Linked DNA regions of Homo sapiens: region 1 is linked to region 2. Evidence: chromatin contacts called from ENCODE Hi-C or POLR2A ChIA-PET data. All regions are on one chromosome and are shown on one strand. The core of a region is the stretch at or near the end of the contact, and the rest is flanking DNA. Distances in the headings are between cores, read along the strand shown.

Region 1 (4,419 bases), core at 1,564-4,063, 110 kb before region 2:
AAATGATAGATCCATTTTTAGTTGTTTTAGAAAAGTGGCCATGTCTAGCAGCTTTTATTAAAGATGTGGATATATATAAATATCCTGAAGAGTATTTACACATTCTAGAAATGCCAAAGAAGGTGAATATATTGGCATAGAAATTCTCTGAGTGTTTTGCTTTGTTTCTTTTTCATAGAGTTGCCAGTATGTGCCTTTTCTCTATATGCTAGCACATTCTGCCTCCCTTGGCTGCTGGGTTAATGTTTTTTCTTTCTTTTTCTTCTTTCTGTTCTGCTCCTGCAGCAGTAATCTGTCTTGGGCTGCTGACACAATGTTATTTTGATGAATGACTCACTAATGTCTCTTTATTTTCTCCACTCTCTTAAGTCCATTAGCATTTTCCTTTTAAACTTATTTGTGAGTCTGAGGTTTGAAACTCTTTTGTTTCAAGTTTCATTTGGACAAAATCAACCTCCAAGTCCCCATTCCAACCTCTTAAAAAGATACATTTCTATAAAATATTATTTAAATGGTTTTGGACATTTTAAATAAAGGCTGACTTTATTTTGGCTCTTATTTCACCAGCCACTTAATGTTTTGTTATAATGTAATAGTAATTTTGCTATGTGATTATTATTTGTAGAATTTGCCTGGTAAAATAGATTATCTTGGTGCATGTTTCCCAAACAGACCCCCTTCCCAGCATCTGTCATATCAGACACTTTTCATATTCCTCTGAAGTTCTTCCTTTCTTTTGGACACCTGTCAATGGTCATATTACTGAGAAATATTTAATTTCCATATCAGTTTTGAATTAGAAGTTTTCTTTTAAAAAGCAACTATGAGGACATTTGAGTGCAGTGCTAGATGGTAGCGCTCTGATAAACCTACCCCCTTGTTTTGTTCCAATGTTTATAGTAATGCTTAATGAGAAGAGTGGTCATTTGGAATTTGCTCTTGTGTGGAAGTAAAATCTATAGAATAAAGAGATCCAGAAACTGAAGTCTGAAGTGTTAAGAGGGAAAAAATGTATTTCCAGAAAACTCCTTAATTTTGTCCTCAAGGTACAAAATGGCTGTGGTTGCTCCAGCCATGGAGTCTGACTTCCCCGCAGAATGAAGCCAAAGAGTTCAAAGGGCCTCTTCAGGAATCCTACCCAGTGAATTCTGCTTACATCTCTCTGACCACCTCTATCCGTAGGGAAACTTTGGAAAATATAGGTTCTATTGCCAAGATAAAGGGGAGGATGGATATTGAGTGAATAATCTGGAGTCTCAGTCTTACCTAGCCATCTCATTAATCTTACTTTTGGTGAAAACTTCAGTCCTTATTTAGATGTCGGAAATTGTCCCCTTTGCTCACAGTTAAGAGGCAGCATGTGTCCCAGTTAAGAGTATGCACTGTTAAGTCTTGTCTATATTTCAGTACCATTCCTGCCTCTTTGTGATGTTTGGCATCAACTCCTCTGTCCCTTCATTTTCTTTTCGTAAAAATGGAAGTAATAATAGTACCTACTTCGTAGTGTGTTGTGAGGACTAAGTTTGTATATATAATGCTTAGAACAGTGCCTGACAAATATTAAGTGCAGTGTACATGTTTGCCATTATCATTGCCACTGTTATTTAAGTGGGGTCCCCCATGTGCTAAGTTGTATACTAAGTATGTTACATACTTTGTCCCATGTTATACTCCAAATAATTTTGGCCAGTAGGTCCCCATTTTTTGATTGTGGAAACAGACTTTAAGGACTCACCCAAGGCCACAGAGTTATTTTGTAAAAGAGTTACCAGTCCCAGTGAGACCTGTTGTATTTTGTTAAGTTTTGTCTGTCTAGACCTGCTGTGTCCAATATGGTGGCCACCAGCCACGTGTGGCTATGTTAAAATGTCGACATGAACTGAGATGTGCTTAGGTATAAAATACATCCCAGGATTTGAAGACTTAGTATGAAAAAAAAAAAGCATTAAAAAATCTAATTAGTAGGCCAGGTGTGTTGGCTCATGCCTGTAATCCCAGCAGTTTGGGAGGCCAAGGAGGGCAGATTGCTTGAGTCTAGGAGTTTGAGATTAGCCTGGGCAACATACTAAGACCCCCACCCCTAACTGTCTCTATAAAAGATAAAAAAATTTAGCTGAGCATGGTGGCATACACCTGTGGTCCCAGCTACTTGGGAGGCTGAGGTGGGAGGATCAGTTGAGCCTGGGACGTTGAGGCTGCAGTGAGCCATGATTGCACCACTGCACTCCAGCCTGGGTGAGAGAGGAAGACTCTGTCTCAAAAAAAAAAAAAAAAAAAAAAAAATTATTGAGTAATGTTATGTTGACTACATGTAGAAATAACAATGTGTTAGATAGATTGGGCTAAATATATTAAAATTAATTTAAGTTTTTTATTAGTTTTTTATGTGACTTTAGAAATTCTTAAATTATATATGTGGTTCATGTTCTGTGTCTACTGGACAGAGGTACTCTAGACAAAGCCGTCCATCTGTTCATTTATTTTTATATGTATATTTTCTAAGAAATGTTCACAACCACTGTAAAGACAAATATGAAGTGATTTCCAGAGAGCGACGTAGTCCCCACTGCCTCAGTGCGCATTTCATGGGTCCTGAGTCACCCAGGGTTCAGATGCAGAACATCTTAAGCCTCAGCCAAACAGCCCAGGGAAAGGGACGTGCCCTCAGATACTGTAAGAGGATAATTACAAGGGAGGAGGCCAGGCAGACTGGAGAAAGCTTAATTGCACTGTTTAAATAATTGTTTACCAAGCCTTGTGTGGGGGTGGGGCCTGCTATTCCCACTGAGACCTTCACCTACCTCTTCTTTTTCCACCTTCCCTGCATACTGCCCCACCCCCTGGCCTTCAGACCTCTCTGCCTCTCCCCTCTTGGTGGCTGTGTCCTCCCTGGGGATAAATCACGACAGTCGCCACCAGCTCCGCTTCAGAGATCTGAGCGAGCCGCGGGGCGTCACCCTCCTGTGGCCACTGCCGCCACTTTTCCTTTGTCCACTGCTCAGTGACCTCGGCTTTGTGTCAGGGCTTCACACCCCAACAATGGCAGAGGGTCGGAATGGCTTCTCTCCTCCCTTGTCCTGCTGAGGAGTTTTATTTTGTTTTATTATTATTTTTTAAACGTCATGGCCTTCTTCCTGCTCCAGGCTGGAGAATCTGAAACCGCTAGTAACAAACAAGTCATAAAGTTTAGGGCTCTCTGTAGTGTGTCCGTTTTGCTTTCGTCTCATCCTGACGCTTTCCTGGAGTGTGTTTATAAGAATCATGTAACTCGCTTTTTTTTTCCCCCCTCTCCAATATAATTAAAATTGGGAGCAATAAAGCATTATAGTTTACCAGACTTGTAACTTCTCTAGGCCTTGTTGATGGAAATTCACTATGCAAATCTTATAACTCATTTTGGCCCTGTCTATAACCACCCTTCCCATTTCCACTCCTGGTTTTTCCAAGTAAACTAATTGAGTGGTTTGAAGCTTGCCATTGGAGTTACCCTGTCAGCCTGGAGCCAGTCACTGGCCAGTTTTATTCAAGCAAGCTGTAAAGGAAGACCCAGCCTAAAATCACTAAGTGTGAGATTAAAATCCCTATAGCTTCCATTATTCATATAGATGATGAACCTGCAGCATTTCAAACCCACACATGGAAAAGAATTACAGTATGGTGTGTTTAAAAGGACAGCCAGTCCTGTAACAACTCACAGCGCCAAGTCTCCCTCACTATTCCCCTTATTAAATACAGCACTGCAAGTATGGATTTTGTGTTCCCAAAGAAATGGATGTCCCCGTGACAGATGGATCCTGGGGAAGTTGGAGTCCCTTTGGAACCTGCTCCAGAACATGTGGAGGGGGCATCAAAACAGCCATTCGAGAGTGCAACAGACCAGAGTAAGTCCTAGAATGTATAACTGTTATTACTGCCGTGGCAGGAACATGAAATTCCTAAAGGGAATAATTTGGTGGGTGAAGAGTACATTCCAACTTAGAGAGCTAGAAAGAACGTAAACTTCAAGGGCTGCTTAGACCCACGGTACCCAAAGTCTATTCCCAGGCACTTCCCCCTGTATTATTGTTTACTCTCAAGATCCTTTGTTATTCAAAGTTTTATCTACCAAACAGGTGATGGTTTTGTGGTCGGTCTGTTTCCTAGTGTTGACAATCAGGCAGGTCTCACTCTCCCTGCTACACTCAGAGCTTAACAATGAGAACCCACGGACACAGGAAGGGGAACATCACACTCTGGGGACTGTTGTGGGGTGGGGGGCGGGGGGAGGGATAGCATTAGGAGATATACCTAATGCTAAATGACGAGTTAATGGGTGCAGCACACCAGCATGGCACATGTATACATATGTAACTAACCTGCACATTGTGCACGTGTACCCTAAAACTTAAAGTATAGTAATAATAAAAAATAAAAATAAAA
Region 2 (4,588 bases), core at 1,131-3,630:
CTCTGGGAAGGCAGACTTAGTAGACGTATATATTGAGCATGTTCAGACACTGGACGCCCAGGTCGGCTGGGGGCATTGTCCAGAAAGAAGCTGGGTCAGCCGCCTGGACCTCCGGAAAACTTCAGTGCCAAAGCAGATCAAGTCTCCTTTCTCTTGCAGTGCAGGTGGGACAGGCAGTCTGAGTGGAAAGCAGAATGGAGGGAGAAAAGAGGGACATTCTTGGCACTAGGATGGCCTGGGCACTTTGAGTTATGTGGACCCACTCCTGGGGGCAGGAATGATAGTAAGATAAGAAAATTTTGGGGGGAGGGGGTGGCAGGTGCGGTGGGTCATGCCTGTAATCCCAGCACTTTGGGAGGCTGAGGGAGGTGGATCACTTGAGGTCAAGACCAGCCTGGCCAACATGGTGAAACTCCATCTCTACCAAAATAAAAATTAGCTGGGCGTGGTGGTGCACACCTGTAGTCCCAGCTACTCAGAAGGCTGAGGTAGGAGAATCATTTGAACCCGGGAGGCAGAGGTTGCAGTGAGCCAAAATTATGCGACTGCACTCCAGCCTAGGTGACAGAGTGAGACCTTGTCTCAAAAAAAAAAAAAAAAAAAGAAAAGAAAAGAAAAGAAAATGGCCAATGGAATAATGCAACATACAGAATCCGGTGTCTGAGGGGGCTTCAGTGCAGCTACAATCAAAAACACCTGAGCATGGCAGCCATGCCACATAAGAACCATGAACCTCTGTAGCATATTGTCATAAAAATGTCATATGTATATATATGTGAGATGGAATCTCACTCTGTTGCCCAGGCTGGAGTGCAGTGGCACAATCTGGGCTCACTGCAACCTACACTTCCTGCCTTCAAGCTATTCTCCTGCCTCAGTCTCCCGAGCATCTGGGATTACAGGCACACACCACCATGCCCAGCTAATTTTTGTATTCTTAGAAGAGATGGGGTTTCACCACGTTGGGCCAGGCTGGTCTTGAACTCTCAGCCTCAGGTGATCCACCTGCCTCAGCCTCCCAAAGTACTAGGATTACAGGTGTGAGCCACCACACTCAGCCCAAAAATATTTTTTAAATATTACCTACTGTCTGCCAGGTAATGCGTGACGTGCATTGTGCCTTCTGTCTAATCACCTCCTATTCACAGGTTAAGTCTTACTAATCCATTTTACAGATGATCTCCTTGCCTGAGGTCATGCTGAAAGTAAAGAAGGGAGCAAGATTCTAGGGTAAATCTACCCTTTGTACCAGGTTTTCAATCAGCCTCAGCACTTTTCGGGCTGGAGAATTCTCTATTGTGGGCTGTCCTGTGCATCGCAGCAGCATCCTTGGTCTCTACCCGCCAGATGCCAACAGCAGCACCATTCCCTGCCCCCCCACAGTTGTGACAAACAAAAATGTTTCCAGACATTGCCAGATTTCCCCTGGGGTCAAAATCGTGCCCTGTTGAGAACCACTGATTTAGTCCAAACTAAGTCCTCTGGTCACCTCTATCTTGTGGAATCTAGCACTCCAGAAGTGTTTATAAACTTTTGTTAGTCAATATTTATGGAACTGGCATTGAGAGACCTCTAAGCTACACTTAGTCCTGGAAATCTTAATTGAGGAGCTGGGATATAATATTTAAGTGGCTAGTCGTATGTTACAAACCATAGCTGATTCAATAAACAAAGCAATAGTAAGGCCCTGCTCTCAATAAGCTTACTGTTACATTGAAGAGATCACACGAACACTTACAAAACAATTAGAAAATGTAAGACAGATACCATCTTTTTGCATATCTACTAAGCGCCAGCCATAGCTGATTTCTTTTAGTCCTCTGTACGGTGCTCAGAGGGAAGAGAGTTTTAGTGCTTTCCATTTTACAGATGAATAAACTGAGGTTCCAAGAGGTGAGAAAAGATCTGGCCAGGATCCAATCACAGGTGAAAGAATTTTTCTTACACGCGGGTCTGATCAGCTGTGAGCTCCTCCTTGCCTCTCTTCTTGTTTATAAAAGACTGTTTTGACAAAGTGCTGGTTTGTCAGTTTCAGAGAGAAAGCAATCAGGAGTGTTCATGTGGAATATTTTTAGCTCTGAAACTGCTCATTGTGGAGTAGGAAGCCTCAAGAAGAAAGTATTTCAGATGCCTTTGCGAGTCATTTTTGAAAGAGAGAGTGAGAGAGACAATTGGAGAAAGCAGCGAGAGGGTCTTTCTGCTGCACCGTCTCTTTAGAAATCAATATTGAGGCACCAGAGGCCATGTTCTGAAAGGCACCCTCGGAGGGGAGGGGTTTGGGAGATCTCCCTTACCGGAGCCTGAAAGCCGCATCCTCCAGGCCCAGGTGGTCTTGAGCAGGCCAACCCTGCCCTCTGCTGACCGTCCTGGGGAAAGCGCCTCTTCTTTGAAGTCCCGCCCTGCTGTGCTTAGTACGCGGTGTGCTAATCGCCCCAGGGAGCTGGAAGCCCAGGAAGCTTGGCACCAAGATCTTGTTAGAAAAATTACACTGTGACATTTTGTTCCTGAAGGAATCTGATAATTGTGAGCAACATCAGGACTGCTGTGTTAGGGAGGCCGAATGGAGCAAGGACTTTGAAGTCAGGAGGATGTGAGTTGGACTCCTACCGTATCCTGGAGAAGTTAATCACTTCCGCTAAGCCTCAGTTTCCCTATCTGTAAAGAAAACCTCCTTCGTAGAGCTCTTTCGAGGATGACTAACATGATGCATGAAGAATGGCTGGCCCTGAACAAACAAAACTAAATACTATCAATAATTAGTAGCTATCACAATTAATCAACATCCTTCTCTTTTCCAAAGTACCTTTTATTGTATCACCTTTGCCTTTGCTTTTTTGAGGACATCACATGGACTGAAAATCTCTTTTGTTGGTCGTGTTTTCCAGGGTCGTTTTAGCATCAACCTTTATGGAACCGGCTTGTCTTTAACTGAATCTGCCAGATGGATATCACAAGGGAATTATGCTGTCTCTGACATCAAGAAGTCGCCGGTAAGGTTCTACAGATGGGTTGGGAGATGAATTTTTATTTCTTTCTTTCGTTCTTGTCTTTATTACTGTGGTAGTGGTGCTGAAGGAGCAAACGAATGTGCTTTCCCACTTAAGCCATTTTGTAGTGTCAGGAAGACCATTTAGGAAATAAACCTAGGGTGCAGTGTTTACACGTGATTAAAGTGTGAGAGCCTTGTTCACTTCTGGTGAATTCTTCCTCGAGAGGTGAACATATGAACCATCCAAGTAATTAGAAAAACCACCTAACCAGGGAGGTAAAAGCAGGAAGAAGCCTCTGTCGAGAGTGTGGCTCAGATATCTTTCAGTTAGCCAGCTTGCGGTTCGTTCTATGAACCGAGGGGAAATGACCTCTTCTTTTTATTTAGAAAAATTGAAATACAGATGGAGCTAGAAGACAGATAACTTATTAAGCGATATATCTGGAGAATTAGAGATACACAGGGTCTACAATAATAAGTTTTTCACCCTCTAAAATCTGGGTGGTTAAGGTGTGGTCTACGCAGTGCATCAGTGTCACCTGGGGGCCCGTTGGAAATGCAGGTTCTGGGTCCCAGACCCTAGTGAGTCAGAGTCTACAGCTGAACAGTGTCTCAGGTGGTGATGGGCACAGTACAGCTTGAGAAACACTGTGCTGTGCAGATGGTCCCTGACTTACGACGGTTCCACTTGATTTTTCAACTTCACCATGGTTCAAAAGCAGAACACGCTCGGTAGAAACCCTACTTCAGGTACCGATACAGCCGTTCTGTTTTTCACTAAGTACAGTATTCAATCAATTACACAAAATATTCAACACTTTATTATAAAATAGGCTTTGTGTTAGATGATTTTGCCCTGCTATAGGCTAATGCAAGTGTTCTGAATACATTTAAGGTAGGCTAGCCTAGGCTGTGATGTTCAGAAAGTTAGATATATTAAATGCATTCTTGACTTAATGATATTTCCAACTTGCGATGTGTTTATTGAGACATAACCCCATTGTAAACTGAGGAGCGTGTCGACTGTGTACTGTTTCTCACCGTGGGTGTATAGTAGAATCACCTGAGGAATTTTTAAATGCACCTGCCCAGGTCCTTCCCACACAGATGAGCTGAATCGGAATCTCTAAGGGTGGGGGGACCTGGCAGGAGTAGAATTTAAAGCTCCCCAAATGATTCAAATGTACAGCCAGGTCAGAAACCGCTGCCACTTACAGCCTTCCCTCTGAAGTCCTGAGAACGTGGGGCAGAAACCCGGCTCGTGGAAAAATGTCTAAGTTTACCCAGGCATGGCCCATTTCTCCCGTCCCATCTCAGCCAGGAGCCCTGCCTGGGGTTGCCTCAGAAATAGGGGAAGACAAAGAAGAGAGCTGGGAAAGTAGGGTTTTATTACAAGGCAGAACGGCCAGATAAAATACAGGACACCCAGTTAAATTAGAATTTCAAATACACAGTGAGGATCGCCTGATCCTAAGAGTTCGAGACCAGCCTGGGCAAGGTGGTGAGACCCTGGTTTTGCAAAAACTTTAAAAATTAGCTGGGCATGGTGGTGCATGCCTGTAGTCCCAGCTACTTGGAGGTTGAGGTGGGAGGATCCCT

The links. Hi-C counts contacts between places; a loop is a spot of excess contacts on that map. ChIA-PET counts read pairs that join two places held with the same protein, here RNA polymerase II (POLR2A).
Region 1: a map of heart right ventricle shows a loop between it and region 2 (2.7-fold over the local background). The contact joins two enhancer-like sites. A Hi-C loop is called at or near these places in 4 of 168 maps with a recorded cell type or tissue (Caco-2, endothelial cell of hepatic sinusoid and heart right ventricle). POLR2A ChIA-PET finds 5 or more read pairs at or near these places in 1 of 52 experiments (OCI-LY7).

The regions. Positions count from the first base shown.
Region 1 is chr3:64,641,310-64,645,728 of GRCh38, reverse strand. ADAMTS9 (ADAM metallopeptidase with thrombospondin type 1 motif 9) reads left to right here. Exons shown (of 40, transcript NM_182920.2): 12 at 3,736-3,881. Among named protein-coding and RNA genes, the nearest start is that of ADAMTS9-AS2, 41 kb to the left of the region's middle. RefSeq lists an enhancer at 2,929-3,430. Within about 2 kb of position 2,813, at least 3 of the 41 ENCODE cell types and tissues checked have a DNase peak (open chromatin) inside an H3K27ac peak, as active enhancers do.
Region 2 is chr3:64,531,568-64,536,155 of GRCh38, reverse strand. ADAMTS9 (ADAM metallopeptidase with thrombospondin type 1 motif 9) reads left to right here. Exons shown (of 40, transcript NM_182920.2): 38 at 2,886-2,990. Among named protein-coding and RNA genes, the nearest start is that of ADAMTS9-AS1, 27 kb to the left of the region's middle. Within about 2 kb of position 2,380, at least 6 of the 41 ENCODE cell types and tissues checked have a DNase peak (open chromatin) inside an H3K27ac peak, as active enhancers do.